Linked DNA regions of Mus musculus: regions 2, 3, 4, 5 and 6 are each linked to region 1. Evidence: chromatin loops called from intact Hi-C (ENCODE). Cell type or tissue: heart. All regions are shown on one strand. Each heading gives the region's core, and the rest is flanking DNA. Links, peaks and the distances in the headings are about the cores only. Region 1 holds the start of Galnt7 (polypeptide N-acetylgalactosaminyltransferase 7). Region 2 overlaps Hdnr (Hand2 downstream lncRNA). Region 3 holds the start of Sap30 (sin3 associated polypeptide). Region 4 holds the start of Gm2921 (predicted gene 2921). Region 5 overlaps Galnt7 (polypeptide N-acetylgalactosaminyltransferase 7). Region 6 overlaps Hdnr (Hand2 downstream lncRNA).

The links. Peaks named below come from ENCODE experiments on the same cell type or tissue, not always from the same donor. Only the 100,000 strongest peaks of a DNase experiment are listed, where the experiment ranks them.
Region 2: it touches region 1 in a loop (2.4-fold over the local background); 2 of 42 quality-filtered maps call a loop at or near these places.
Region 3: a loop joins it to region 1, with 3 times the contacts of the local background. A loop is called at or near these places in 3 of 42 quality-filtered maps.
Region 4: it touches region 1 in a loop (5-fold over the local background); 25 of 42 quality-filtered maps call a loop at or near these places.
Region 5: it touches region 1 in a loop (5-fold over the local background); 22 of 42 quality-filtered maps call a loop at or near these places.
Region 6: a loop joins it to region 1, with 2.3 times the contacts of the local background. A loop is called at or near these places in 2 of 42 quality-filtered maps.

What each region holds. Positions count from the first base shown.
Region 1 is chr8:57,648,985-57,653,871 of GRCm38, reverse strand. Galnt7 (polypeptide N-acetylgalactosaminyltransferase 7) reads left to right here and starts at 817. Exons shown (of 12, transcript NM_144731.4): 1 at 817-1,019. The coding sequence starts at 894. It overlaps AW046200 (expressed sequence AW046200), which reads right to left and starts at 2,119. Exons shown (of 4, transcript NR_040698.1): 1 at 1,885-2,119. In heart, for the core only: a CTCF peak has its summit at 2,080; DNase peaks (open chromatin) are centred at 1,291 and 1,661; H3K4me3 peaks cover 2,192 bases; H3K27ac peaks cover 1,926 bases.
Region 2 is chr8:57,351,239-57,356,125 of GRCm38, reverse strand. It overlaps Hdnr (Hand2 downstream lncRNA), which reads right to left. Exons shown (of 3, transcript NR_131041.1): 3 at 1,546-2,187. Among named protein-coding and RNA genes, the nearest start is that of Gm34030, 19 kb to the right of the region's middle. In heart, for the core only: a CTCF peak has its summit at 2,362; a DNase peak (open chromatin) is centred at 2,325; H3K4me3 peaks cover 2,188 bases; H3K27ac peaks cover 1,786 bases.
Region 3 is chr8:57,485,112-57,489,998 of GRCm38, reverse strand. It overlaps Sap30 (sin3 associated polypeptide), which reads left to right and starts at 2,139. Exons shown (of 4, transcript NM_021788.2): 1 at 2,139-2,747; 2 at 4,364-4,489; 3 at 4,859-4,887. The coding sequence starts at 2,433. 2500002B13Rik (RIKEN cDNA 2500002B13 gene) reads right to left here and starts at 2,036. Exons shown (of 4, transcript NR_126553.1): 1 at 1,806-2,036. In heart, for the core only: no CTCF peak of the experiment used is centred there; DNase peaks (open chromatin) are centred at 1,328, 1,588, 2,088 and 2,878; H3K4me3 peaks cover 3,249 bases; H3K27ac peaks cover 3,776 bases.
Region 4 is chr8:57,798,759-57,803,645 of GRCm38, reverse strand. The region is part of intron 10 of Galntl6 (UDP-N-acetyl-alpha-D-galactosamine:polypeptide N-acetylgalactosaminyltransferase-like 6); the gene reads left to right. Gm2921 (predicted gene 2921) reads right to left here and starts at 3,778. Exons shown (of 2, transcript NR_165835.1): 1 at 3,461-3,778; 2 at 738-1,181. In heart, for the core only: CTCF peaks have their summits at 3,034 (motif pointing right) and 3,669; DNase peaks (open chromatin) are centred at 2,315 and 3,585; H3K4me3 peaks cover 823 bases; H3K27ac peaks cover 980 bases.
Region 5 is chr8:57,572,288-57,577,174 of GRCm38, reverse strand. The region is part of intron 2 of Galnt7 (polypeptide N-acetylgalactosaminyltransferase 7); the gene reads left to right. Among named protein-coding and RNA genes, the nearest start is that of Gm25379, 25 kb to the right of the region's middle. In heart, for the core only: no CTCF peak of the experiment used is centred there; a DNase peak (open chromatin) is centred at 674.
Region 6 is chr8:57,338,235-57,343,121 of GRCm38, reverse strand. The region is part of intron 1 of Hdnr (Hand2 downstream lncRNA); the gene reads right to left. Among named protein-coding and RNA genes, the nearest start is that of Gm34030, 5.5 kb to the right of the region's middle. In heart, for the core only: CTCF peaks have their summits at 1,186 and 2,158; a DNase peak (open chromatin) is centred at 2,121; H3K4me3 peaks cover 2,064 bases; H3K27ac peaks cover 2,669 bases.

The sequences.
Region 1 (4,887 bases), core at 455-4,454:
TAGCTAGTCGACTTGGCTTTCTAATTAGCCCAAGAGAGAAGGCAATACTGCCTTTCCAAGTGAGTCCTCTTTTAGTTCTGTGGTGTTTGCACATCTCACCTGGGCCTTTCGATTACAAATCCACCTCCTTAAGGAGCCCTGTGAAAAAACAAGATTAAAAAAAAAAAAAACAGCTATAAATCAGCCACGTGGAGTTACTGCTGCAGCAGCGGTGGCTGACTTCCTGGTTTCCTTCCTGCAAGCCTCTGGCTGGGGAGATTGAGCAGTGGGCGTCGGGAAGGGCAGGGCAGCCTAGGGCGTCTGCAGGTCCACCTGAGGGGCACCGGGCGGCAGCATCCTGGCAGGGCACGGGCGTCAAGGACAGAGTTTTGGTCCCTAATTACAATAAAAGTTTGGGGATCTGCAAGCTTTAGGAAGCGGAGCCTTAGGGCAAAGGCTAAGACCAGACCTGGGGGAAAGTGTTAAGTTAGTTCCAAGGTTACTAGGGACTCGCGGGTGGTGGGGGGTGGGTTCTCGCGGTCGCGGGTGGAGGAAGGGGGTACTGCGGAGCTAGAGCGGGCAGGTAGAGAGAAGGGAAGCCTGGAAAGCTACACACGCCGGCCGGTCGGAGCTCTGCGGAGGCCGGCGGAGGGGAGGGGGTGCGGCAGAGCAGTGCAGAGGCAGGCGCGGGGAGGGGGCGGAGGGGCGAGCCAGGGGAAGGTAAAGCCGAGGGGAGTTCCGGATCTGGTGCTGGAGAGGGCAGGCGGTGGGGAGGGCGGCGGGCGTAGTGATCCGGGGGGGGGGGGGGGGGGAAGGAGGAGGAGGAGGAGGAGGGCCGGGGGAGGGGGAAGGAGGGAGGGGAGAGCGGTGGCGGCGGCTGCGCCGGGCTGTGTGTCTCTCGCCGCCGGAGGAAGATGAGGCTGAAGATCGGGTTCATCTTACGCAGTTTGCTGGTGGTGGGAAGCTTCCTGGGGCTCGTGGTCCTCTGGTCTTCCCTGTCCTCGCGGCCCGACGACCAGAGCCCACTGAGCAGGATGAGGGTGAGTGACCCGCCTGGCCCCCTCCGGCAGAGGCGACCTGCAACTTGTTTTTTTGCGCGCGCGCGTGAGTGTGTGTGTGTGTGTGTGTGTGTGTGTATGTGGCGGGAGCAAGGGGCGGCGGGGTCGCGGCCGCGTGGGCGCCGCAGCTCCGCAGGTGGCGCTGGCCCGGCGCCGGCCGATCGGGGGCGCCTAGCCCTACGCCGCGGGTACCCCTCGGCCGCCGCCGGCCCGCCCCCTGGCCGCCCCTTCCTCCCGCGCGTCCCCGCCCCGGGTTCAGCGCCGTCACCCGCGCTACTGCTGCTGCTGCCGCTACCGCGGCCGCCGCGGCGGCCGTGGTGGCGGCTATAGGCGGCCGCTCCAACGCCGGGACTGCCGGGGCGGAATCGCAGGACAGAGTCGGCTCCCCGGAGCCGAGGCTGCTCGGCGTCCGACTCGGGGCTACGACCCCCGCGCTGGCGGCAGGCGGGCGCGGGGTTGGTCCGAGCTGCGGCCTGTGGCGCGTGCAGGCCTGAAGGAGGCGAGATGCCGGCGCCGCCGCCGTGGTCCGGTGGAGCAGGCCCCGCGGTCCAGCCTCTCCTGTGGTCCCCGCCCAGTCCGGGTGCTCGCCGCGGGGGCGCCCCTAGCCTGTCCGCCTCGGGCTCCAGCCCACGGCGCCGCCTCTCCGCAACTCCCGTGGCCGGGAGCCGGGTGCAACGTGTAGCTGAGGCCTCGCCCCGCACCCCTTGTCCCTTCGATTCCCGGACAGGGGAGAGACACGTCCCCACCCGGATCGGCGTCCCTGCACCGGGGCGCCTGGGAGCCCCGGTCGCCCGCTGTGCTCCCTCGTCCTGCGGATCCGGAGCGGGCTCCAGTCCCCCGGCCCTACCTGGGCTGCTCCGGCCGAGGACCTAACTTGTGCCGGCTCCTGGCCGCCCCTCGCTGCCTGTTCCATCAGCCTGACGCCGAGAGGCGCGCTCCGCTGGGACGCATCCGTCTGCCGCCCTCGGCGCCGGCGTTAGTCTTGACAGTCCCGGCTTTGAGGGTTTAGTCAGGCTTCTCGGAACTTTAGTTACCGGGATCCGGCCACTGCGCTACGCTCGCCCCGGCAGTTGGCGGCGCGAACTGCTTCGCACCTCCCCAGCTTAACCCCCACCCCCTCAGCTTGGTGAACCGTTACACCCCCTGCTCCCCCGGAGTTCCTCATCCCCGAGCCCTCCAAGCCCCACAACCTCGAGTCCAGGTTAGACTCAGAAGAAGTGGGAGACACTAGGAGTTCTGGACACAGACGCTGAGCAGCCGTGGGAGGAGTCTCTTAAGAAAGTGCCTTCTGCAAAATCAGCGTTGCAGCTACATAATCTACTTTATTAATTTTACTTTTGGAAAGTTAGCGTCAGGAAGTTGAGGGGAAAAGCTTGTGACGACCTTCCAAGAGTAGGGCTCTTCAGTTGATGCTTATGACACACACAACTTAATCTGTAAATTGCTGCATTTGGGGCTGGCCTTACTGAAGTGGAGTCTCACCAAAGTCTAAATTGATGAATTTTTTTTTCCTTTTCACTGTGTTTGGAGTGATTTTTTTTTTGTATATTTTTGCTCTCAAACTGATTTGATGAGATGAATATTGAAATTGATTTTTTCAAGTCATGAACTGCTCTTTTATATAAGAGGCATTATATGATGCTGAAAATCCTAAGCCCCATTTTTCTGAGAAGGAAATTGAAAACCTGCTATAACTAGTTATGTTCAAAATGTCCTGTAGTTCTGATCCTTTTAAAGCCATGATTGGACCCAGCACGGTGGCGCCTGCCAGTAATCCCAGCATTTGGGGAGCTGAAGAAGGTCATATATAAGTTCAAGGACAGCTAGGCCTATAGGAGACTCTAGTCTCAAAAAGTTGGAAAAAGAAGTTGGGGTGCATCATAACTTCTTTCTAGGTAGTTTATTAGTGTTGATATATAATAAACTATAGTGCCCACCTTACTGTCTATAAAGTGAGCATAACTTAATTTTTTTGTACAATTTATTTGATAAGTTTGCCAATGGACCTAGTATAACTTGTCATTTCTGTATTTTGCCCAAGATAGACAAAGATTTTTCAAGATTTACTAGCATTGTATTAAAAAGAATGCTCAGGTATCAGGGGGCATTAATAACTTACGAGCAAATAGTAATCTAAAGCGATTTAGGTGTCAGATGTCATAAGAGTGTTTGTTCATTAAAGACTGCCTCTTCCCTCTGATTAAAAGGAACCTGTGGGTTCTTGAGACCCAGTGCTAGGGGAGAGTTAGGGCCGATTGGGATGCTGAGTCCCAGAGTCCTGGGTTTTTCCTCTACCTTGTGGTACTTTTCCGTTGAGGTTGCAGGTCTTTTATGAGGACCTGCTTCTCTTTCTTGGATGTGGGTTCTATATGTGGCCTCTTTGATCCCTCCAGAAGGAAAGTTCTGCCTCTGCTTCCACCAGATAGGCCCGTGGCTCCGTCCACTCAGGACCGCTTCTGTCTTGAACAGTTGTTATTACAGGAAGTAAAGAGCACTTTGAAGATGTCTTTGCTTTAATTTTGTAGAGCAGTGAGGTGAAGACAAAAATTCCCTCTTCTGAGCCTCTTGGCGTTTGTCAAAGCTGAATGATATTTTAAATATCCTTACCTTTCCAGTCTGTCTGAAGATGACCTTAGACTTCTGATCCTGCGGCCTTTACCTCTTGAGTGCAGGGATTAAAGTGCAGTCGTGTATCACCATGCTAGATGTGTAGAGTGCCAGGGAATCTTTTGCATGGTCAGAAAACATGTTGCCCATGGAGCTATGTCCACAACTCTATTACATGATCATTTCTGTTCATATAGTCAAACATTTGTGAGTGCCTGCTGTATACTAGGTCCAGTGCTCACAATTTAAGGAAACACGTCTTGCTTTAGTTTCACGGGGTTTGCAGCCTGGTGAGAAAAATACATGTTATCAAGCCTTGGCAAATATACAGATACAATTGTGCTATGAAAGGAACACATGAATACACTTGTGTTATGAGGGGAAACCTTACGAGGTGAGAAAAACGGAGAGATTTGAGTATACAAATCTTATTTAAATAACTGACCTTTGAGCTGAAATCTAAAGGTTTGAACTGCACGTGGGGCAGGGCAGTCCTGAAAGGAGCAGAAGCAGCGGGTACAAAGGTCCTGAGACCTGAAGTAGCAAGGATACGGTGAGAAACTGGAAGGTCAATGTATGGAAACACGGAGAGTGTGTTGGTTAGGGTTTTACTGCTGTGAACAGACAGCGTGACCAAGGCAACTTTTATAAGGACATTTAAGTGGGATTGGCTTACAGGTTTAGAGGTTCAGGCCACTATCATCAAGGCAGAAACATGGCAGTGTCTAGGCAGGCACAGTGCAGGAGGAGCTCACAGTTCTACATCTTCATCTGAAGGTCTCTAGAAGACTGGCTTCCAGGCAGCTAGGATGAGGGTCTTAAAGGCTACGCCCACAGTGACACACTTCCCTCCAACAAGGCCACACCTCTGAATAGTGCCACTTCCAGGGCCAAACATGTCCAAACCACCACAGAGAGTTATACTAAATAGAATGATACTACAAACAGGCTAGATCTTGTGGACCACGCTAAGAGTTTACATCTTAAGTGTAGGAAGTCACTGAAGGGTGTAAGCATGAAAGAGATGACCAATATTCATGTTCTAGAAAGATCGCTGTAGCTCCCTGTAAGGAAGTGTGCATGCGTTGGTTTGTAGACCAGATGACAGGAGGCCCACAGTAAAAGTTGGGGTCACACCTGACATTGTTTGGCCAGATGGTTGCTGTGATTATGTAAATTGGTTCAAGTGCAGCCAGAGATGTAAAGGCCCCAAGATTTGGAAGGTGGACGTGGAAGGGGAGAT
Region 2 (4,887 bases), core at 314-4,313, 300 kb after region 1:
GCAGCACAGTGGTAAACATTATCTTTATATAAAAGAATTGCCATTGGTTAAGTTTTCATTGAACTATCTTGATTTGACTCTCCCCCTAGGCTTTAAAATATGCAAGACTAAACACAAGACAAAAATGAACAGTTTATGATGTGTGAAGATTTATATTCCTGGCACGATCCTTTAGATGTATAAAGTGATAAAATTCTACTGTACCCAAATCCCTCTGTAAGCCATCACTCCCCTCCACTGAAGTTTTTCAGTATGCAAGACTTGCTGTTAGCTTTAGCATGAGGTGAGTGTGGAAGGATTCAGGGACACTTTCACCCTGCCCTGTCAATCACCTTCCATTTCACACCTTCTTAAGAGGATATATGGCAATGGTTCTGAAAGTCTATTCCCTGGACCAGCCTTCGCATCACTTGGGAAGTTATAAGAAATTCAGGTTCTTAAACTCTGCCTCAGACCTGCTGGATCAGAAATGAGGACTGCGGTTTTGTTTTTGTCTTTGTTTTGTTGTTTTGTTTATAACACTTATTTAGTTTGTGGGGAGGGTGTGTGCCTGCCACGTCATGAAGTAAATCACAGAGATGGAAGAGATCATTAGACTAGATGGAAACTCCTTTATCTATTGTGCCCACTGACCAGTCCCCAGCCATTTAGGTGATTCTGGCACCTTCTAAAGCCTAAAAGCATATGCTACAAGGGAAAATGCATTTCTGGAACACTAGATTATTAGCAGTGGTGCCTTCTAGATTGGTAGCAGGGGGAAAATCCGCATATTCCTCAAGTCAGAACACTAGGAAACCTAAAATGGAGTTTGTGGGCAGGTTCCTCTTGACCAAGATATGGGACTCTCCTTTCCTCCTGACTGACAGAATGGTACAGAAATCTCAAGCCATTTGCTTCATACATTTGCAGGGTAAGAGGGAGACACAGAGGCCACACCCAAGTTGAGTGTTAGCTCAGCTAGGCAACCTCAGCATCTGGAATGCTCTCAACAGGGAGATGGCTGCCATTCCCAAGGTCAAGTCTAGAAGGGCAACTCCTAGAAAAGTGTTAGATGTGTTTTAATCAGCGCCTTGGGGTTTGAGCAATGGGAATAGTACCTGCTTCTCAGCACCAGAGCAGAGGGGCTGTAAAAGCAGTGGAAGAGTCTTCACCCTCGCATCAGTCACCAAGCCTCTGAAGTACTCACTATGGCCCTCAGCCATTCTACCAGCAGCTGTTAAGACACCAGGATCTTTTGCAAACTTTCTGACACCAGCTATTTCTCCCCCACAGTATTGGTTTCAAGATGAACAAATAGTTGACAACCCGTGGTTTAAAAACCACTGCTCTAAAAAAGAAAGAAAGGAAGAAAGACATTGCTCCAAAGTGTACATTGCAATATAAACATATGACCAGCATTATTTTTTTTAAAAAAATCAACAACACATGTCCTTATTAATGTTGCTGAGTACTTTATGTGTTGGTGTATGTCTTTCTGTCATTTAAATTAAAATCCTAAGATAGCTATAGACCATACGCCAACTCTATTCCCACAACATTCCAATGCATTTAAAAATCACTTTTATTAAATTTATCTTAATTTCAGATTTGATGATTATTGTCTATAGTTGCAATGTCCAAATGTCATTATTACATTAAAAAATATTTTCCAAATTTCAACAAGCATTTTCACTTAGTGGAATTTGATTTAAATCAATGTAAGTGTTTAATGATGGGGTTTCTGTCCTATTCCTGTCCATTTACAGTATGCAAAGACTGGAAACATTACAAAAATTTTTAAATAGTGTTTGAAAAAGAAACGTGTGCACTTTAGAAAGATGCAGCCCCTCAGATGTCTGAAAGAACCTGAAACCCCTCCTCTTGAAGCTGGAAGATCTCTTCTTTTTAACCATGCATGTATTGCCAGGTAGGCCACCACACAAGACACTCCGAGACACGCTCCTGCACACACTCGGAATGTGCACACAGAGCGCACGTGCCCACCCGCCCCTATGTCATCTGTAGCCCAGGCAGATTGAGGACGCTGGCAGATGGCAACCGGCCATAACCTCTCCTGCTCTCTTCCCAAATCAAAACCCACCGTAAACACCACGAAGAGCCAGGAAACCTCACGGCTTTAATCATTTCCTTTCCCCGAGTTCCATGTGGCACACAGGACACTCCGCTTTCCTTTGGGCTTGTCGGCATCTTGCGAGGGGTGTGGGAGAAGAAAAAAGAGAAAAGCCAACTGGTGTCTGCAGAGGCGGGCAGAAAGCTCCCGCCCCAGCCGTGAGGGTCCACCCGCCCCCTAGCTCTCTCTAAGCCAGCCAGCCCTGGAGCCCTCCGCTACTGAACGACTTGAGAGATGGCGCCATCTGGCTTTTTAAAGAAGAACACAAGGCGGGAGGTAGAGGAGGCGGTAAAGGGCAGGCTGGCTCCTTCCCAGTGCCACCAGGAGACCAAGGATCAGCTGGGGCGCTCTTCATTCTCTCCTCCCCACAAAGTCGGCTCTGGCAGACCGACCCCTTAATCCAACGACCCCGACCGGTGCACGAGGAACGTCAGGCTGCTGGAGAGCTACCTCCTCAGCCCTCAACCCCCACCCACCCACAGAGCTAACTGTGGTACTTAAAGCATTATAGTCAGTAAAGCGCCACAGAGCACAGAACTTCTACACCATTCTGCGGAGCCAAGAGGGGACAGAAAAAAGGGCATCCCGAGGTTAGGATCTCCATGGCTACTTACCACTCACTTGCCATTGTGGCAAGGAATCAGGCTAAAGGAATCCCCCGCTCTACCGGACAACCTGGTACCTTATTAATTCACGCATGTAAAGGGAATAATGTTTTCTTTAATTGCTCCAAGAGACTAATGAGGAATTTAAATGAAAAGCTAGATCCCTCCCCTTCGACGATACTATTATAGCAAGAAGGTTTAATAAGTCATAGAGAAATGGTAACTGATCTTTATGGTAACCGTCTAGTGGCTCGTGAATTAGCAGTTTGTGTTTTAAGCAGGTGGATTGAACAGTTTCACAGAACTATGGCTAAAATGGTAGAGACACCTTTATCTAGGGCCCCGGACCCTGGCGTCAACCCTTACCACCAAGAAAAGGAGAAAAAGAGTTATTATTGTGTGCTTTTTTTTTTTTTTTTTTTTTTTTGGCCTGCTTCCTTTTAAAATGGTAGAACTTAGAGAAAACCGTTGGAAGTTGTTTTTTCCAACCCAATGTACAGTGCTAGAAATAACACACACACACACACACACACACACACACACACACCCCACACACGTGCACGTGTAAATAATATGCAGGTCTGATGATGTACACACACAAGGGAAATGTGCATCTGCAGTCATCATAATATCACCCATACATCGTTAATCAGTTAACAAAGACTTCTGCATTCAGCTTTCATTTATTGCTCACAATATTAGGGGCTGTTGTCAGTCTCACACACACTTTACACACAGGAAAAACAGTGCTCAGAAAAATCTCTTCCTTCAAATGTCGATGGTAAACTAAAGTTACTTAACACTGAGTGTCACCATATCCAGCAAGCATTTGATGGATACCTATTCAGTATCTGGCACTAAATAAAGAAAAAAGATATATTCTACTACCCTCAAGAAACTTTCCTTGAAAAATGACACACCCCTGAGTCTTATCATAGGATTTTGAGGAGAGGCGGGCTGAATCTTGTAACAGAATAAAGTCTGATGCAGGAGGGAAGTATGAAAGGCAAATGCACACAGAGGCAAGAGATACCAGAGAAAGGCAAGATGTACTCAGAGGCCAGAGGAACCAAGCAAAGCTAAGTGATACTGAGTTTTGCTCTCATCCTTTTGCCAGTAAGTTCCTCTATGGCCAGTGTAAGCAAGTAGTCTGCCCTCCTAATAGCTGGGCTTTTAATATCTGTCATTCTAGGACAACATCTGGCAATGGCTCTTGAGATTGGGCAACTCATTCCCATTTCGTTTCTGCTCTCTGATGAAGCGATTCCCTGAAACCTGGTCCTGCTTAGGGTCCTTTCAGCTCCCAAGTCATCCACATGGGTGACTAAAGGAAAAGAACTTCAGAGCAGGGAAGGTACCTGGTCCTCTATACATCCCAACTGTTCCTTGAGTCAGTTTGGATTTCAGCCAAGCACCATCAATCCTGCTTAGTAAAGGCCAATGAGGACAAGGTGAGTAGGAAAGAGGAAGCTGGAAGACAGTTCCTTAAACCATGCTCTAAGGGAAGATAGTCCCCCAACACAAGCAAGGGAGCTTTATAACATCATCCTTATGGTGAGTCAACCTTGTTAGCTCCTCTGATTGCTACCCACCCCAGTGGGTAATTTGGGAGTTGACTGTGTGTTGAGAAGGGTCAGTTGAATACTATATGAATGGTGTTTTACTTAATTTCCCTCCTTATTTGACTTGACTAATGATTTTCATCTATCTTACCTTAGACTTCAGTATTAAAAAAAAAAAAAAAAAACCAAACAGATTTGCTACTGTACTTCTCACTAGGGAACCCATTACTTTGTTCAAAGGTCTCAAATTACAAGCAGAGTTAGTTTAAAGAAATAGAATTCTAGCACACATCCTTAATCCAGTACTCCAGGAGGGAGAGGATATCTGTGAGTTCCAAGTCAGCCTGATTTATACAGTGAAACACTGTCTCAAAATGAAACAGAGAGAGGGAGAAGAAAAAGGAGGAAGAAGGAGAAGAGGAAGAGGAAGAAGGAGGAGGAGGTGGAAGAAGAAGAAGAAAGAAGGAGAAGGAGGAGGAGGAGGAGGAGGAGGAGGAGGAGGAGGAGAAGGAGAAGGAGAAGGAGGAGAAGAAGAAGAAGAAGAAGAAGAAGAAGAAGAAGAAGAAGAAGAAGAAGAAGAAGAAGAAGAAGAAGAAGAAGAAGAAGAAGA
Region 3 (4,887 bases), core at 389-4,388, 160 kb after region 1:
AAGACTGGAAACCAGCAGGGCAAACTCCAAAGCCTGCATCTCCTAGTCTGATGTCAAAAAGCCAAATCTCTAACTCCTTCTACATCTTTGTTGACTGCAACAAATTTCTTTCTCCTGGGTTGGTTCCACTCCCTGTTAGCAGCTTTCCTCAGCAGATAACCCATGGCTCTGGCATTTTTGAACATCTTGGAGTCTCCAAGGCAACTTAAACATTACCGCTTCTTGTTCCAGTATCTAGGATCCACACATGATCTTCTGGGCTCTTCCAAAGGGCTTGTGTCACTTCTCCAGCTCTGCCCTCTGTAGCATTCTCTGTAGCAGATTGACTCCACTCCACTGTTGCTGTTGTTCTTGGTGATCATTCTATGGTACTGGCATCTCCAATATGTTAGGGGCCTTCAGCTGCAACTAAGTTTCACCTCTCATAGGCTCTCTTCATGGTGCCACGCCTCAAATCCTTTGCATAACCTCTTCAGTCCTAACCCATCAACAACTGAGGCTGCACTTTCACCAATGGTCTTCCCTGGCCTCTCACAGCTGCTCTTCATGACCCCTTCATACCTTCAAAACCACTACCACTTGGGTGACACTTATACATTACCAAGTACAGCTGCAGTACAGGGTACAAACTTGGGTATCTCGGAAACACAGCTTCTTTTGCCTTCAGAAAACAACTCCCAGACGATTTCACCTCTGTGGTATTGATCTCTTCGTAATCACTGCTAATTTCTTAGCTCCAGCTAGCCAGCATCAATTGTCCTAGTGGTGCCTTCTATTCTTGACTCTAAAGCCAGCCACATAGCCGGAGCACCTGAGTTCTGCTACTTGCTGAGGCTGGAATGTGGCCCCTTCTTATTCTATTACCAACTTTATGTTTTCCAACTCCTTCCCAGCCTAAGCTTAGCTGTCCTGGAACTTGCTCTGAATATTGACCTTGAACTCAGAGATATGTGTGGCTCTGTATCATTAATGCTGGCATTAAAGGCATGTTCTACCATGACTGGATTTAAACTTTTCTCTATTTGGAACTTGCTCTGTTCCAAGCTGGTCTTGAACAATGAAATCTGCTTGGCTTTGTCTCTTTGGATTAAAGGTGTGAAAGCTTGGGCCTAAGTTTTTCATGACCTCTGTGACGATTATATATATATATATATATAATCGTCACTGAATTGGTTGAATCTAAAACAGGCTTTCTCAAAACTCTTCCACTTGAAATAAATTATTTTTGCTTAAGCTTAAGTCTAATAATTATCAGAGGTTCAGGGTTGGCATGGCCACGCCCATTCTTCCACCCCGCCCACCACAGGCACAGGCAAAAATACACATTACGCGAGCACAAACACGTACCCAGGCGCGCACGCGCGCAACCCCCCCCCCCCCCACACACACACCCGCGGCACACACAAGCACACATGTACGCATGCATATGACTCAAGAAAAGAGGTTTCTCGATCCTCGTCCCCTACAGCCAGGGCTAAGTTTTGATGAGTAGTCTGCAGACGTGATACTAGTGTGCTTCCTTTAAATGGTCTTAAACCCTCTTAGATCCGTTTGAAAGGAATCCAAGTGGCAGTAGAGGCGACAAGCAGCCCGATGCCTGCCAACCCGTCGGCACACGAGTATGCCAAGGACCTGCCACGCTCTAGAAGTCAGCTGCGGTATGGAGATGGAGATGAAGGACTCTCCGCCTAAAGAGCGCTAGGTATCCCGAGTTTTCTTTCAATAAATACCAAACAGCCCGTAAACTTTTTCTCACTTAATTCTTACTACCCCCCCCCACCCCCCACCCCCCCACACACACACACCATTAATGCTTCTTCCCAGGAGTCAGCTGGCGGTCTGAACACTAACTTTGCGAAACAAGAGGAGCTAAAACCAGCCCTTGCTCGCAGGAGAGAATAGAGGCGAGAAAACACGGTAAAAGCCTGACCTCACAGTCAGACTTGCCCGGTGCTTGGAATGGAAAAAAAAAAAAACTAGGGGTGGCTCGCCACGCGACGCATGCTGGGATGAGTAGTTTGTCCCGCTGGTCCCGCACGTAATCAGAACAGAGCGCAAGTTAGCTCCTCGATCAAGAACTACCATTCCCGTGGGGCCGCGCGGCAGGTGTGGGGCGGGGCCAGAGGAGGGGCGTCTCCCTCGCGCAGGTTCTGGGGTTGAGAAGGAGGCGGAGGAGCTGCGGTCCAACTGCTGAAGTCTCCATGTGACAGTGAGTGGGGTCTCCTTTCTAGGCGCCACTTCACTCCTGATCACAGTCACAGGACCTGGTAGCTATTCCAGCACCGACAGACCGGCCGGCCCTGGACTCTGGGCGTCGGACCGTGCCGCCACCAGACTTGGGGTGCGGAGTGAACGGCCGCCCAGGGGAAGGAGGCGGAGCGGCGCGGCGAGCGGGGCTCTGTAGCGGCGCCGGCGCCCCCGAACTGGCAGACATGAACGGCTTCACTCCGGAGGAGATGAGCCGAGGCGGGGACGCGGCCGCCGCCGTGGCCGCGGTGGTCGCTGCTGCGGCTGCCGCCGCCTCGGCGGGGAATGGGAACGCAGCCGGCGGTGGGGCAGAGGTACCCGGTGCCGGTGCAGTGTCAGCTTCTGGGCCACCTGGAGCGGCCGGTCCCGGCCCTGGGCAACTCTGTTGTTTGCGGGAGGACGGTGAGCGGTGCGGGCGCGCGGCAGGCAACGCCAGCTTCAGCAAAAGGATCCAGAAGAGCATCTCTCAGAAGAAGGTGAAGATCGAGCTGGATAAGAGTGTAAGTGGCCCAGGGACCGCCCTGCCCTATCCTGCGTGCCTCGCCGGATGGTTGGCGGGGTTCACGAGTCTCGGGGATTGGGTTGCAGGTGGGATTAGTGGTTCTCTGATTGAAACAAAGTCCCTGCAACTCCGGCCACCTTCCCCAGCGCGCGCTCGCGCAGTGGTGCGGGGCTCCTCCGCCCCTCGCCCGGACTCCCGCTGCCTCGCGTGTCTCCCACGCCAGGCTTCCCTCTTCCTCCTTTGCTGCGATCTGGAAACGAAACAAAGGGGACCGCAGCACCGAGGGCCCGGAGTAGTTTTCTCGCAGCCGGGCAGTCCCTTCTGGAATGGAGGCGCCTTTGTTTTGCTGCCAGAGCCGGTGTCTGCCCTAGGGAGCAGCTTCGCTCCTCTAGGGAAAGTAGAGTCTGGCTGGACCCCACAATTCTCTCTCTCTCTCTTTTTTTCCTTTTTGTCTTTTCTTTTTTTCTTTCCTCCTCGTTGTTCTCTTTCTCTTGAACACAGACAAGCAAGCTGAGCTCACCAGTTGCCTTACAGGGAGATAGATGATTGTAAACGTTGTTTGCGGTGTCAGCTCTTCGGGCAGCTGCTCCGAACCAAGGCTGCAAATAAGCCTCTGCGGTTTTACAGCCCTCTCGGCAGCCATCGGGATTTCTTTTTCTGTCTTTATGCACGTCTGCTGTTTTGGCCAGCTATGAGGTTTCAGAGAATTCCATTGCTACTTTTCAGAGCTCTGACTGATGGCAAAGGAAGAACAAGATACAGAACCTCCAGACATCCTGTATATTTTTAACTTACCCTTAGCTTAGAAGTCAATTTAAAAGCCTGTTCATTCGGCCTTTAATTGTAGCCTTAAAAGGGGGGGGGGGGAGAGTGTCAATCAGCTCAGTATTTCCTAGTCCACTGTATATACAGCTCTCAAATCCCCGAGTAATTAATTTTTTTGAAAAGTTTATTTGTGATTCTGTTTAGGCAGGTTTCTCAGTAGGGTCCATGAGAAACTTTGCAAGAGAACATGAATAATTTGCTTTAATTGAAAACACAAAATACAGAGAAATATATTCGCTTAATCCTTAAAAAGAAACCTTAGGGTTCAAATTTAAACATAGGATATGAATTCAATGTTGCATTTGTAAAGAAATGCATACTTTGTACCTGTAGAATTTCACTATCTAACAGATCAATCAGAAAGCATGTACCTACGAGTAATATAATGCTGCTCTCAAGCTAGAGAAAATACAAGGACAAATTTGTGGGCAATGCCACCTCTCCCTTTTAAGTTAAAATCAGCAGGAGCTAACTTATTTAGGTCACCTTCCCTGCAATTTGATGACAAGACCCAGAGAATTGGAATTTTTCTTCCTTTCCTGCCTGCCTGCCTTCTCCAAGATACTACCCGCCCGCCCACCGCTTCCAATTCCTCCCCTCCCCCATTTCCTTAACAGTATCGCCAGATTGCTAATGTTACAACATTTTAATAGTGGAAAGAAACATTGCATCTTCTGAACAGTGGCCTGTTAAGATGATTTTTAGTCAGCCACCTGGGCCTATGCATTTTACTAATACTTAGCTGCAGTTTTTCTGGACTCACAGTCTTTGAAAATTTTTCCTTTACAGGCAAGGCATCTTTACATTTGTGACTATCATAAGAACTTAATTCAGAGCGTTCGGAACAGAAGGAAGAGGAAAGGAAGCGATGATGATGGGGGAGACTCGCCTGTTCAGGACATCGACACTCCAGAGGTAGATGGCAGGCTTTTCCCCATGTTATATGTAAATCATAAGCATGCTGGCAATCCCAACACCATTCTGTAAATATTTGAGCTCTTCTTTAACTGTTTAAAGCATCTGAAAAATCTCAAAAGTTATATACAGTCAGTGAAGATGTATTTATACTAATATTAAATCTCAGACGACATTCTTACAGCTCTTGACATACAACTTCCTCTTTTGTTTCTCCGGAAGTTTACAATATGTATCCCCCAAAGATGGAACTGTTTAATAAAGTACAGGTCTGAGTGTGTAAATGAAGTCATTGTGTGAAGTGTCATAATACAGATCAATGATATCTTTTCAACAGAGTGAACTAACTCATCTATTTTTTTTTTCTAGGTTGATTTGTACCAATTACAAGTAAATAC
Region 4 (4,887 bases), core at 540-4,539, 150 kb before region 1:
AGCTAAAACCATGAGCGAGAGGAGCGAGAGTGCAGACAAATAAAAGACAAAGCATGTTCAGAAATGCTACAATGAAGCCCATTATTCTGTGTGCTAACCTTTGTTTGTATGTACATGTGTTTATGTGCATGCACACTCTATGCACATGCAAAGAGACTATGCATAGAGGCAGTTATTCTTCTGAGAGTCTCACCCTGATTCTGGGGCTTGCATTTTCTTCCTAGGCTGGAAACCAGTAGAACCTAGCATTCTGCTCTCTCCATCTCACTTCCTCAGAGCTGGGGTCACAGGCACAGGTCTGTGCATGGCTCTGGAGTTCCTAACTGGTCCTCGTGAATGTTCAAAAAGACCTCTTGACCACTGAGCCCCTTGCACACTAACTCGTAAAACTAATTTTTTAATAAAGGAGGTGATAAAATTGATCAATGTGATGTAATCTTACTGCCTTCCCCACAGTGGAAGTTTTCAAGACAATGAGCCCGGAAAGGCTAGGTAACTCATCAAAAAAACAAAACAAAACAAAACAAACTAAAACAACAACAACAACAAAAAACCTGTCTTGTGTTTGAGACTTCAGTTAACTTTAATTTTTCCTCCTGGCTTTGTATTAAAGGTAATTCATGGCCCTCCTGTTGTGAGTGTGGTTTTTAATCATGAAGGTGAAGGACATCTGAGGCAGCAGCACCTGTCTTAGTTAGGGTTTTACTGCTGTGAACAGACACCATGACCAAGGCAAGTCTTATAAAGGACAACATTTAATTAGGGCCAGCTTACAGGTTCAGAGGTTCCGTCCATTATCATCAAGGCAGGAACAGGGCATCGTCAAGGTGCAGGAGGCGCTGAGAGTTCTGCATCTTCATTTGAAGGCTGCTAGTGGAAGACTGACTTCCAGGCAGCTAAGTCGAGGGTCTTAAAGCCCACATCCAGAGTGTCATGGCTACTCCAACAAGGCCACACCTACTCCAACAGGGCCACACCTTCTAATAGTTCCACACCCTAGGCCGAGCTTATACAAACCAGCACAGCACCCCCAACGTACACTTCAGAAGATGTTTTCAGACAATGCATTGTTTTGATTGAAAGGCACTTTCAGTGCAGCTACATTTAAGGAAAGTGTGGATTCGAATCCAACCTAGAACTTGGAAGTCTTTGTAAAAGGGTCGCTCCTTAAATTGTATTACCTGTGATAGAGAAATGATAGTGTTTAGGTCTTCAATGCCCCTTTGGGTTTTCAATTTTGAAGAATGAAATATTTCAATTAGAGAGCTATAGGGTATATCACGCAGATTTAACAAGAATTGACAGCTGTTGTCATAGTTACAAAGAAACATAACTGGTAAGTACAGCTAAGGTTTTTCCCATCTTACTTTTCTCTGCAGAAGGAGAAACCCACAGTCCAGGCACTATGCCCTGACAGTGTTCCGAATTTCTCCGAATAGACCATAATAGCTGTCTTGGGAAAACAACAAGAAAGTATGCAAGCAGCCTGTTGGCACAGCCAAACCCCTCACAAGTCTCTTGTACACACTGACCAGGAATAGGCTCAGTTGGAGCACGCGTGTGCTTTGGAAAGACGCTTTACCTTACATACGAATTCCACACAAAAGGATGTTGACCAAAATGAACTACTGAGCAATGACCCTTCCCAACCTAAGGTCCTTAAGGAGTTGTTCAAGTAGCCTTCTCTCCCCCTGCCCCACTCTCTCTTCTTGCCCCTCCTCCATCCTGAATTACAGTCAGGGTGCTAGGGTGCCAGAAAAGCCGCAAGTTCAAACCCCAGTCAAGGATTAATCTCACCAGATAATGCCAACCCCCTCTAACACCACGCTCTTGCTAGTCATCTATCCAATGTGTTTTTAAAAGATGGACTTCACTTTAAACCATCAGCCTGGTGAAACTGTTCAATTCTTCCAGGCTGGAGGTTCTGTATCATTAAATAGGGGCAACAATCCCCAATCCTATATGGGTTCTCTGAGAAGAAAGGATGCCTGAGATATAACATCAACCCCCACAGGAAGTCAGTGTCGTCGCTCTACTTCCCTGTCTTCACACACATGTACACACACACACACACACACACACAGGCATGCACATGAATGCACACACACACATCACACTCTCAGGTTCCAGGTTGCTGTGACATGGTTGCGTTGGTCCATTTCCAGCATAATCATTAACTTCCGGTTCTTGTTCACTTCAGGATATCCTGCAGTATGGACAATTACCAGAAGGTTCTGTGGCTCTCAGATGTGGCAATAATTACCAAATATCAGGGGGAACTCAATGGCTTCCTCTTCCTCTGGATCTTCCTCTAACATCGCTGGGGTGTTGCCAGCCTGCAGAGGAGTAGTATTGGCCAGAACTTCCAACAAACAGCCCGGACTCCAGCCTGAGGGCAGGCAAGAAGGCTTAAGAGTCTGTCAGTGAAGCTAGCATTTGGAGCACTGAGGAAGAACAGTCTCTAAAATTAAGGAGAGGTGTCATAAGAAAAAAAAAGCATTGCTTCTTTTTTGTTTTGTTTTGTTTTGTTTTGTTTTTTGTTTTGTTTTGTTTTTTTCGAGACAGGGTTTCTCTGTGTAGCCCTGGCTGTCCTGGAACTCAGAAATCCGCCTGCCTCTGACTCCTGAGTGCTGAAATTAATGCCTCTCGAGTGCTAGGATTAAAGGCGTGCGCCACCACGCCCGGCTTTTCTTTTTTTTTTTTTTTCTTTTTTCTTTTCTTTTCTTTTCTTCTCTTTTCTTTCTTTCTTTCTTTTTTTTTGAAAACATTGCTTCTTGAACTAAGTTCATATCGTCTTTTCAGTCCAAACAGGAAATAAATTTAGATAAATATGAGTCCTAATATCTAAACCAGGTTTAATACTTCTAAGCAGGAAAATTCCAGAATGACATGTGCCCCAGCCTGAATTTTTTATTTGACAGCTGAAAACGAATACGAACAAACTGAAGTATACTGCATATTTTTATTGATTGTTCATTTACCTTAGGCTAAACTGAAGAAAAAGAATATATGGCATGTAGATTAAGAAATGGCCACCAGAGGGCAGCACTAGACAAGAAGAAAACAACACAGGCAGGAGAGGGGGGGAAATCCCTGTAGTTACAGCTCTTTACCAAGATTTCCAGTCACAGGAGAGCCTAAAGATGGAGCTAGAAGGAGATTAGACGTTGCAGGGAGGAGAGACTTGGATCCTGTTTGAAACATGTGTCACTGTACACTGACTTGGTAAAGGCAAATTCATTTTACAGTAATTAACATAAGGCTTATTCAACATTGTGCTTAAAGACTTGTAAGTTATAATTCGCTCTTTTACATTTAGATTTAAGCTCCTGGAAGAGAAGTACATCGGGCCATGGAAATGTGGATATTCATTTTAATTCCAACGCTGTCAAAAGTGACGGAATGAATGAGCAAACACACTTGTTAAAAAGGCAACAAAGCGGGGTCCACTGAAGCATACCTTTATAAGGAAAACCTTCTGCCGTGCTCTAGCCAGGACTAATCCGGCTTCTGTGTGGGAAACAGGCGTATGATTCATCCTTCCGGGGTCATCCGCTGAGCTGTTTGATATCGTTCTAGCTTTGTGTACTGGCTTCCAGTTTCCTCTAGGGATCAAGAAAGAAAAACAAAAATAGATTCAAATAAGAACGTAAGATCTGGAAGGCTCCTCCCCAGCCTGCATTATGAGTACAGCGCGGGGGGCAGGGGCGGAAGAGAGGAGGCGTGCTCTGCCTGGCCTAGTTTGCCTCTTCTCTCCACAGGCCCAGCAGCAGGCACTGGGCTCTTGCAGGGAGGAAGCTTCGCAGCCCTTTCTGTCCTGCTGAGGAAACTGACAGATTTTTTCCTCTTTCCAAGACCTGGAGGGGGACAAAGGCAAACAGAAGTCAATGCATGCAGAGAAAGAACGAATTTGTGCCTTTCTTTGGGGATAAACAACCCCACTGCCAGGACCCAGCATTCTGATGGGTACCAACTGTAGGAAGAAACATCTTATAACTCAGATTCCTGCAAACTACATAACAAGGAAATAAAATATAACTTCCCACAGAGAGAAAAAGCTGTTTTTCAATTGTCTCATCAGGATGCCAGATTAAGATAAGTGTATTTGCAGCTCCAATATAGAGAGTTTATTTGTATAGTATAGTATAATATAATATAATATAATATATAATACAATACAGACTTGGACAAGGTTACACCCACCACATGCATAAGAAAGCAAAGAAACAGATCATGGCTCAAAATCTATATTTTAAAGTATCACTCAAAAGAAGAAATAGGAAAAAAATGACAACCATTTACTTTTAAACTAATAATTTGAGGGGGTTTTTTTTGTTTGTTTTTTCTTTTTAAATATCAAGCACTTCTGTTAAGAAAACCTAGACCCTTGCAGTTAGTAAAACTGTGACCCAGGACTGGGGAGCAGATTGTGAATGTGACAGTAAGTTCTTCCACGATATGAACTTGTTTCTACTGTGGTAAAAATGTGCCTAATGGGGGATTGGTGTGACATGACTGTTGGCTAAGATAAATGGCGACCGGAAGCATTTCAAAGACATAAGAGAGAAAAAAAATTGTTATTGGAAGGTTCAGAAAAAGAAAGCAATTGGTATAATTTGAAGATTTATCGCTCGGGGCCCAGGATTGCAGTCATCAGGTAATAATAACAAGAAGAGTGCAGAATACCTTATGAAAATTCCCCTCTAGCAATCAATCTACGGATGTAAGGAAGATCATTACCTTACAATAACAAACCTAGAAAGCGGAAACAAAAGTTGCCTAAGTTCACCCAGATATAATTATAAGAATAGATGAGGTCTAAGAGACAAATTTGCTGACATTCGGGTATTCTTTGGGGCTTAAACTGATCCATTTCATGGAAAATAG
Region 5 (4,887 bases), core at 636-4,635, 77 kb after region 1:
TCCCTCCCTAAAGTGGGGGTGACTCTTCTGCTGCCTGGACCTCATTTGGTTCACATTGATGGTCTTGTTGGAGTTGCAGTTACAGGGGATTTCATTCCCTCCTCCCGGTCACCTGTCACACAAACCATCCAGTGTGTCTGATCGTGAGTTAGAAACTCCCGTTGTCTACATTTGGCTTTTGCCAACCCCTACTCCCAGCCAGAGGTTTAAAATAGCTTCTCAGGAAAGACACACACACACATATGGGGAGCTATGGGTTCAATAAAAGAGCCCGTTTCCAAACCTAAGAGGAAAAGCAGCTATGGGTGAAGACATCCATGTTGACCTCTGTCCTCCACAGGAACACGTGGGTACTTGCACCTACGCATACATTCGCACAACACACGCAACTTTGGAAAGAAAGCAGAGCCTGTTTGCTGCCTATCTGAAATACCAACAGGGATGCCAGGGGATGCTCTCTGGACTTTTCTCTTTCTAGAATGTCTCAGGCTGTGAGGCTGTTCTCTCTGCCAAGTGATTAGCCTGTGCTGTCCGCTAAAAGGTCAAGTCCTCAGAAAAGAGAACCACTTCCAGTAGATCCAGACACTTCCAGCAGTGGCCACTGCTGCCGTGTGGACGCTCAGAGCAAATAGCAGGGGATAGGCCTGTCCTCTGGAGCTCAGCGTGGCTCCTCTGGGAACTCAGTGGCTGAGACTGCGAACAACAGCCAGAACCATTAGCCACGCCCTGCTTATCAGTGTGCAGTTCTTTGCTGTGTGCTGCTCTTGTGTGTCTGGTAAATAGGGAAGTGTCGTTGAGTCATTGTGCAGGTCCTGGGTGTTCAGGGGTTTCCCCTGAGCGTTACTTACAGTTTGGTGGAGATCAGGGGAGGGCCCCTTTGTAGTTTAAGAGGTGAACAGAGTTTATCTGTAAAAACCTTAAGGAAAAGGTCTTTCTTTTTGTGCTGCCTTGTGGCTTCAAAACCGACCGAGTTTGGCAAGATGTTGAGCTGTCTGGGGAAACTACAAAGAGCACTGGGAGAGGCTGAAAAGGACTTGACAGATAAGCAATGCCATCCTTGGATTAGGCTTTTAATTTTCCTTAAATGTCCTGTACTGGAACCTAATGTCTCCCAAGGTGTACGGAATAGAGAACACAGCCTGTGGGGTTTAAGGCCTCAGAGGACGGACTGTGGTAAGAAGCAGAAACACCTGGGGGCCTTTAACTGTTTTCTTTGGCTTTTGCTTTCCTTCAGGATTGGATCTCACAGTCGCTAAACAGGTTTTATGTCCTCCAGTCCTGTCCTTCCTGACTCCTGAAGTCCTGAGTTTGGAATCATCTGATTTCTTCTCATCTTTTCTCCTTGTCCATGAAAAGCTTCCCAGGAATATGCGTGTACCCATTTATCACAAGTACTGAGTTGTAAAGAACAGTCAAAGCCAAACACTGAGGTAGGGCCATCTTATGGTACAGGCGCGACCAGAAGAAAGGGGGCCATTTTCCACATGGAAAATCGGTCACTTTTGTGGAACTGGCTCCTTGTCACACTTAAGAAAAGAGGAGATCCCTCCCTCTGCACTTATTCTAGACTCACAGCTGGCATTCTGCAAAGCAAGCGTCTCTCGGTGAGCAGGTGCTGTCCTTGGGCCACACATTCATGAGACACTCAGGGCGGTAGAGAGGTAGGGCACACTACTGCTGGTAGCCTGTAAAACCCTATGACGATGTCCTGACGCCATACACTAAGCAGATCTCACCTGTGTTTTAGCTGCTGCTGCTGTGTGGGTCTTGGTGATGTTGTTCAAGACCAGGTTGTCAAAGTGGTTGAAGCGAGTTAAAGATCCTTTCTCTGTCTCAAGATTAAGTGGGAGTCTGGCATCCCCACGAGCGAAGGCAAGCTGTTGGATAGGCCTTGAGGCAGCTTCAGCCCTTTTTCTTCAGTGGGGATTGTGGAAGTGGTAGTACGATAGTTAGTTATGTACAGTGCTTATATCCCAAGTACACTTTAAATAAGTTAATTACCTTTGTTCACTGGGAACTAAATATGTGAAAGATGCATCAGCAGGATTGTTGTTTTGTCATTCGTACAATATATAAAATAAACATGTTACAATGTTTTTTTTAAAAAAAAAAAAACAATTTAACCTGGAAGCCAAGCTAATTACACAAGTTACGGCTATATAAATAACGTAGTCTAATTACATTCAGCCATGCCTTTTAGCATGTCACAGGGAAAACAGCCCATGGCTATTCCCTCTTCACTGAATCCTGTGGGAGATCCCATCTTCAAAATGTAGCTAACATGCAGGAGGAAAATCACATTTAAAAAAAAAAATAACCCAGTAACTTATTTTAGAGCGAGCACTGTCATTTTAATCAAAGGGGAAAAATAGCTGCACTTTGTGCAGAATGGAAACTCCCAGTGAGCAAATCAAAAACTAGGATAAAGGGCTCTGGAGAAAGATTTGAGACTCTAAACTCCACGTTTGGAAGGCCCTGGAGATTCACAACTGCCGCTGTAAAGGGACAGGTTGTGAGTCCCTACTGCACTGGGAAGAGCAGCCTCAGAGAGCTCGTATTCCTGTGAGGCAAGAGCGCCCCCCAGAGCCTGCGCCTCTGAGCTGCAGGCCCTCAGCCACCTCCGAGGAAGAGCTTTGTTTGTTTGTTTTGATTGTTTCTGAATGAAAAGGAGGTTGGGAGTGGGGTGGGCCACGGGAAAGTCTGTGAAAGCTTTTGGTTGAAGGCTGTAAGGCACAATGATTAAGGACAGAAACAATAGATTTTTGAAAACTAAGTTGACTTTAATCATTTCCTCTACACATTCGTTGCTAAAAATTAGAATAACACAAGATTGCCTTTCATTGCAAATTTCTTAACATCAGAAAGTTTAATTATCTACTAAATTATTCCAGTCTAGCCAAACTACCCAAAAATTCTATTTATAACATATCATTTTTGAGATAGGGTCTGTCCTTGTCGTCCCATGTAGCTTCGAACTTTGAATCCTCCTGCCTCAGCCTCTTTTAATATTTTGATACAGAGCATGGACTTATGTTATAAAGATGCTGTGCCTTTGCAAAGAGGTGACTGACCGGATGCTGTGAGCTCCTGTCTCTACACTAACGACATAGGAGGAGGCTAACTGGGATGCATAAAGCAACGACACCTGGTGGCCAGCATATTCTTAGGGCAGAAATGGTGTTAGGTGGCATAGTGAAACTATTGCCATTGTCATAAGAATTAAAGTTAAATTCACGAAGGTGGCCTTGGTTCAAGCACAGGGATTCAAGCCTCACTGGCTGGGTACTCTGTCAAAATAATTAATATTTTGTAGTAGTAATTGCTTTTGGAATTCAGGAACTTATCCTAAGTTACCCATCATTCCTGAAGTCTAGAGACAATAGTAGGATAAATAGCAATGTGATGTAAGTTTTTTTGTGATGCAAACTTTTGATGTGACATTATTTCAAAGACTTAATTCTAAACTTTTAATTCGTGGGTTCAGGGCCCTTATATAGCTTATTCTGTACAAGGCTTCCCCCTTTTTAGCAAATTAGCGATATAAAAGAGGTTTGGGTTAATCTTAGAGCCAGATTTTCAACAGCGAAAACACAACTGATGGCACTGTGTGCTCCTCCCATTCCAGTTTGCATCCTGATTTTGAAGGGGGAGACATGTACGGTTCTTTCAACGTAGTAGGCGGGGCTGTGATCCCAGGCTGTGTAAGATAAAGCCGGTCCTACACGATGGTAAATCATTCCCAGGTCCCCATTCTTAGGTGTCCGTCACAGAGTAAGGTGTGGGGTCGGTCACACGCCTTGTGGCACTGTGGATCAGGTTTGCTAAGGTAGAGTGTTTCCCCAAGTGCTTGTCTCCGAACCCGTCTCCTTATTTGTAGGACAAAGTTGTAAGCATCGTATTCTTCGCAGGATCGTTCCTATCCATAAAGGTCTTTTTAGACAACTTTGGACTTTCCTTCTTTTCGTCTTCCTGTAACCCCCACAGATCTCTCCTCTATCAGAGTTATCTTATCTTGACTTCCTGGGCTCACATCTTCCGCTTGTTTTCTGCCATGTTTCTCTAGGTTCCGAAGCTGAAGAACCAGCAAGCAAGCAGTTGGTGCTCAGCTATAATGGCTCAAGATGACTCCATTGTCTTCCCTTAGTGTTGGCTTCTTCCTGTATTCTCAAAGGTCTAGGGCAAAGGTTTGAGACCCCCTGGGCCACTGCCAAATATCACAGCTCCTTTTGGAAAGTAGCCGCAGCCACAGCCTCTATCTACTAAGTAGGCCGGATGCAGAGATATGCACCCTCTTCTTCCCGGCATATTTGGAGTTGTTTCAAAGAACTTACACTCGGTGCCCAGCCGCTCAGCGCTGGGTGCAGCCTGGCAGAGAAAGCCTCAGTCTGGCAGCAAGAGAGGCCAGGCTCACCCTTCCTCAGTTTCCCCAAAGTAGGCAAAGGGAACAGGATGGATTAGCTAAGGAGATAAACAGTCACCCAGTTTATACAGCCAAGCTCAACTGTGCTCCTGATTCCCTGTTAGGAAGATGTCTCCTGTTAAAAAACCTGTGTACACCAGCTCCCAGGATGGGGGAAGACCCCTTTGCTCTGCAAGGAAGAAGTAAATGATTACCTACCCTTTCTCCGTGTCCAGCAGCCGCCGCTGATTGGTGAACATGCCTTTTTACTGTGCATTTATACATTGCTAATTTTTTTTAGGGTGTAAGAGCTAATTCTGTGTGCCGAGAGGTCACCATTGCTCATGTTTCCTAGTGGTTAAGCCTCATCCGTCTCCTTTACGTGATACCTGCCAGAGACTGCATCGCAAACACTAAGCAGCAAACACACCAGTTATTTATAGCAGTGACGGGGCTGTAAGACTGCTTTCTCTCCATCTCTGTCTCTA
Region 6 (4,887 bases), core at 627-4,626, 310 kb after region 1:
CTAAATAACTATTTCTCCCCCCTAGTTATAGCAGATAAGAACCAGAATAAGGGATGGGGGACACTGCATTCTGTGCCTTCAGAATCCCTTAGTGCCCAAGTGCTACCCACTGGGCCTGGTGCCCATGAAGAGAAAGGGTGTCCACAAGCTGTTACTAACGAGGTTTAGGTTCCATGCCCTGAACAAGGAAATGGCCCTCTTTGTTTATTTCTGTATTTATTGCTGTTGGGGAGAGAATCCAGGGCTTTGCTCATGCCAAAGCAAGCGTTGTCATTATTTCAAGTCACCAATCTGATGTCAGCTTGTAAGAGAAGCCACACCTGTCCCCGAGCCCTGTCTTTCAATGGCTAAGCATTCCTACCCCCCCCCCTTTAAAAAAGACTTTCACTAGACCTGTGTGCCCAGCACTTTATTAAGCAGGGGCAGGGTGGTCAGTCTGAGGAGGAGAGAAGAAAGCAACAGTCTTCAAGGCTGCAAGAACGCTTCTCGGGATCTGGCGTGCTGTGGGGGGCCTGGCTTGGTGCATGGGAGTATTTAGCAGGTTCCGTGCCATTATTGCCTAACAGGGTGTGAAAAGTAATATGGACGTGAAATACTGTGGGAAAATGGAGCGTTTCCAAGCAGGCGGGGGTGGGGGGGCTCTGGTTAGCCTGAAGGGACCAGAATCCCTAAGCCCCTTTGTGGTGCTCCAGGAGTTGTGAACAGGAAGGCAGAGGAAAGGCGGCGGTGGGGGTGGCGGTGGCGGTGGGGGTGGGGGTGGGGGTGGGGGTGGAAGGGGAGAGAAAGGAAGAGAGGTGAGCACTCTGAGCACTCTAGTGGCAGATGGGGACCCATGTGACAGCTGGAAGCAAAGCCCTGCTTCCTGTACTCCTCAACTGCATCTTATGCGTGAATGTATATAAAAGATGAAAACAATATTTTATCCTGTTAAAAAGCCTGTCAACCCAGCAAGGGCCCGAGAAAAAGTATGTGGGGGCTTCCTCAAGAGGTGGAGTTGAAAGCCGAGTGGAAGGCCAAGACACTAAACTGATGAAAAAGTTTCAACCCTAGATCTAGAGCACTCAAACCTAGCTGCCTAGGCAGTGCCCTGTAGACAAAGGCTCCCCCAAATTCTGACAATAATATCTCTACCTCCAATACACTTAGAGGGGTTCTGGTTTTCCTACCTTGGGCCTCAGCAAGTCCTACCTCAGGCAATAGAGGGAGCCAGACCTCTCACCTTCTCAACAAACCTTGAGAGGTGCGATTTCCTCCCACCCCACCCCCGACTTGGGGGATGGGGAAATAAAGACACAACCCCTTCCTCCCCACCCCACCCCCACCCCCGTGCAGAAGAGCACATAGATGCAGTGCGAGATTATTCTCAACCGTTTCGCATCCCTGGGCATCCCTGCCTCTGTCCAGACAACCATGTGAGCAAGAGCCTGGAGACAACTCCTCCACATTCAGTTGAGGAAGTGAGGGAAGAGACAGGCGCTGTTGTTCTCCCAGCTGGCTTCTTTCCCCACCAGTTTGAAGTCCTTCTTAGAAGCACAGGACTTCATCAGGCTGCATCGCAGCACCCAGGCCATGATACAGGTGCTTGCAGATGGTACAGCTAGCACCAGGTTTGACAACGGCTCCCACAGCATGTTATTCTATCTTAACAAGTATTCAGTCACTATTCAAAAGTCATTGGCTTTCTAGTGCAAATAACTCCACGTTCTAACGATCAACAAACCGAAGCTATAGGAGAAAAACAGCGAGGGCGTGATAGGGAATGCGCAAGGAGAATCAGAATCAGACTCAGAAACGAACGCTCGCTCGCTTGGGTAGGCCAGAAACCGACTGTGCTTTGCTGACCTCCAACTTCCATCCCGAGGCCTGAAGCTCCAAAGTCACACCTTGTGCTCCCGCTCTCAGGGAGCACGAAGGACCAAAGGCCTCAGCAACCGCGTCCCCGGCAAACCGGCCTCCTGGGAGAGCCGAGGCCTCAGGACCGGAGCTCGCAACTTCTTTCCCCCATACTCACGCGCACGGCCCAGGCTCCTTCCTCCCCTTCCCTCTGGGGTGAACTCACTTCCTCCAGCGGCGCCGCTCCATCCCCCTCGCCTGCATCCCGCACGGGCCTCCAGATGCTGCCCAGCGGGCAGCGACTACTAGCCCGGCCTTCACCCTTCTCCTTTCTCCCCCTAGGGGCTTGTCGGACGCACGCCCCAGAGCCGGGTGGAATTCCTCCTGGAAAAGAGCGGAAGTAGAAACCCAGTAGAATCCAGAGGAAGCTGCTTCTCGCAGCCCCCGGCTGAAGGCCAGGCCTGTGTTCTTTTGGATGCCCATTTGACTCTGGACCAGGGCCTGGGGCTCTTTTCCTTCTTTCTTCCTTTCTGCCCCGCCCCCTTTCACCCTGTTTCTCGCTTCAGTTCATTCGTGTTTTTAAAATTTCATATGTAAGAACATTAAAAAGAAAGAGCAATTTCGCATTTAAAAGTCGGTAGCAGCAGAGGGGGAATTACAAATAGGATGGGGTTTAATTAGCTGGTAATACTCCTCTCATGCCCTATAATTAAACAGAGATTCATTCTAGTGGCGCTTCAGGGCCCACAAGTGATTATTACAAGCATATTTTACGTTTACATTAAAACTCTGTCCCCGGAGTGTAGTACGGGATCTGACTCCATTTATTCGTATTTCAGAACTGAAGCACGGGGGCCAGAGCGCGGCTTTTCAGAAATGGAAGGCTGGTTCCTTGGTTGATTTTGATTTTCCCCGCCCTGTCTTGTTGATTCTGAGTGCCCCTTCACCACCACCCCCAAAACCTGAGCACCTACACCCTCAGTCCCTACTGAGACCCACAGTGTGTGCGCAGGGTGGGGCTGTTTGTGCAAAACAAGAGCCACTTAGGGAGGGGGCACCTCACTGTGTGCAAAGGCATCCCCAGTACAAACTCAGAAACCTCAGCTCACACCTGAACAATCTCCAGCGCTCTCCTCCTTGCCATTCCATCTGTTTACATTTCTTACAGGTTTCTTATTCATCCATTTTAGTCCCCAAGCAGGCCCACAGCCTCTCTCCAGCCTAAAGGCTGGCTGAGACTGGCAGTCCTCTGGACCCCATAGTTCTATGGCCACTTCAGCGACTTCAGGCTTTAAAGGAAGCCAGATCCAGCATCTTTGAATTAGAACTGTTTTCTTCTTAGAGAAACTATTCTCTTAGCCCCAGGCGAGACAGATCCAAGTCCCCTAGGCTGGCTCGGTAGAATATTAGGCAGCATGAAGTATCTGTGGTGTGAAAAAGCAACAGGCTCCAGCAGCTGTCTTGGAAGAGAATAAAGAGTTCAGGAAATGGTGGAGATAGGGATGCTCAGTCATCTGACCCCTACTGCATTTCCATCTTCCCACCTAATTCTCTGTTCTGCCTCCCCCTTAAAACAGTTCCTGTTGAAACATCCTTTTTATTTATCTTTAATAAACAAGAGTTCCCTGGAAATAACTACCCACAGAAGGAAGAGGAACCCACCACTCTCATCTCCACTAATTAATGAGACTTGATGGTCTAGAACTAGGACCATCTTCAAACCTATCATATGGATAGATGTGGCTAGACCAGATGAAATCTGCAAGTCCACACCTACCGCTGAATTTAATTCTTTTCTTCTGTAGTCTATATGTATATATGCACAGAAGTGCAGGTGTTCAGAAATGTACAATATACTTTTGTGTATATATAACATTTGTAACAGTCTGTGCCAAGATGCAGAAGAGAACAAATTTGGAGAGCATCCTCTTTGGTTGGTCCTTAAAGACCAGACCTCCCTTCTGGGACTAGAAAGAGAGACCTCCAGGGTGTAAAGCCTGAGGGTGGGGGTGGGTAAGTAAGTCTCCTAAGGACAGCTGTCATCCAGGTCTAGTCACAGTCACATGATTCATTAGAATCCTTAATCCTCATGAGAAGACTAGCATCAGACCCTCTGACCCTGCCAGTGAAACCTCATAAAACTGGCCAAGATGCTGGCCAACATACACGTTAATTAGAGTGACATGGTTCTTTGGCATCTAGTCTGATGAACAGCTTTGGGGCTTCAGGGGGCAGAAGGTTTGGGGTCCCTTTCACCACCAAATGCCCTTTGGTCCCACCAAGGCATCAGTTGGACACAATACATGATCTGAAATCCAGTCCACTTTACTAGATAGCTTACCTTCAGCACCTAAGGCAAAACTCTGCCCCTGGATCCCTAAGAGCAACAGGCAAAAACCTAAAAACCTAAAGGAAACACAAACCTTTGTTGTTATTAATTCTGTGTGCTTTTGTTAGGCAGGGTTGGGGGACAGTCCAAAGTGAAAACAGACACATTTTTGTTACTATTAAATGGGTAGATACTTAGCAGCCCCCTCCCTCCATGGCTAAAATCTTCCCACGGACTGAAACTGTTTCCAATATCAACGTGTAGAAGATGGTCCAATGAAGAAGGGCAAGGGCTGGAGTCAACTTCACTATAATTCTGATGCAGTACTGAAAGTCAAACCACATCCAGGATACAGGACAACTTCATCTCTTGCAATGTTTTCTACCCGTGACGTGCTTTTCTCTCTCTCTCTCTCTCTCTCTCTCTCTCTCTCTCTCTCTCTCTCTCTCTCTCTCTCTCTCAAAAAATATGTCTTCATCTCCATCTCTCAACTAGACAACAGTAAAGATAAGCCACCATCTAGGTTAGATTCAGGAGCTAAGACCCTTAAACTTTTCCCAAGACCACATAGATGTAGATGAAAATGTTGTTCTGCAAAAGAGGACCTTAAGAGAGACAAGAGCATTTTCCTTACTTTTAATAAAAACTAATCACCTCTGCTTTATCTTCCTTTCAAGTGTTGTGTGTATGGGGCTAGATGTCCCTGGCGATGCAGGGACTCAGGC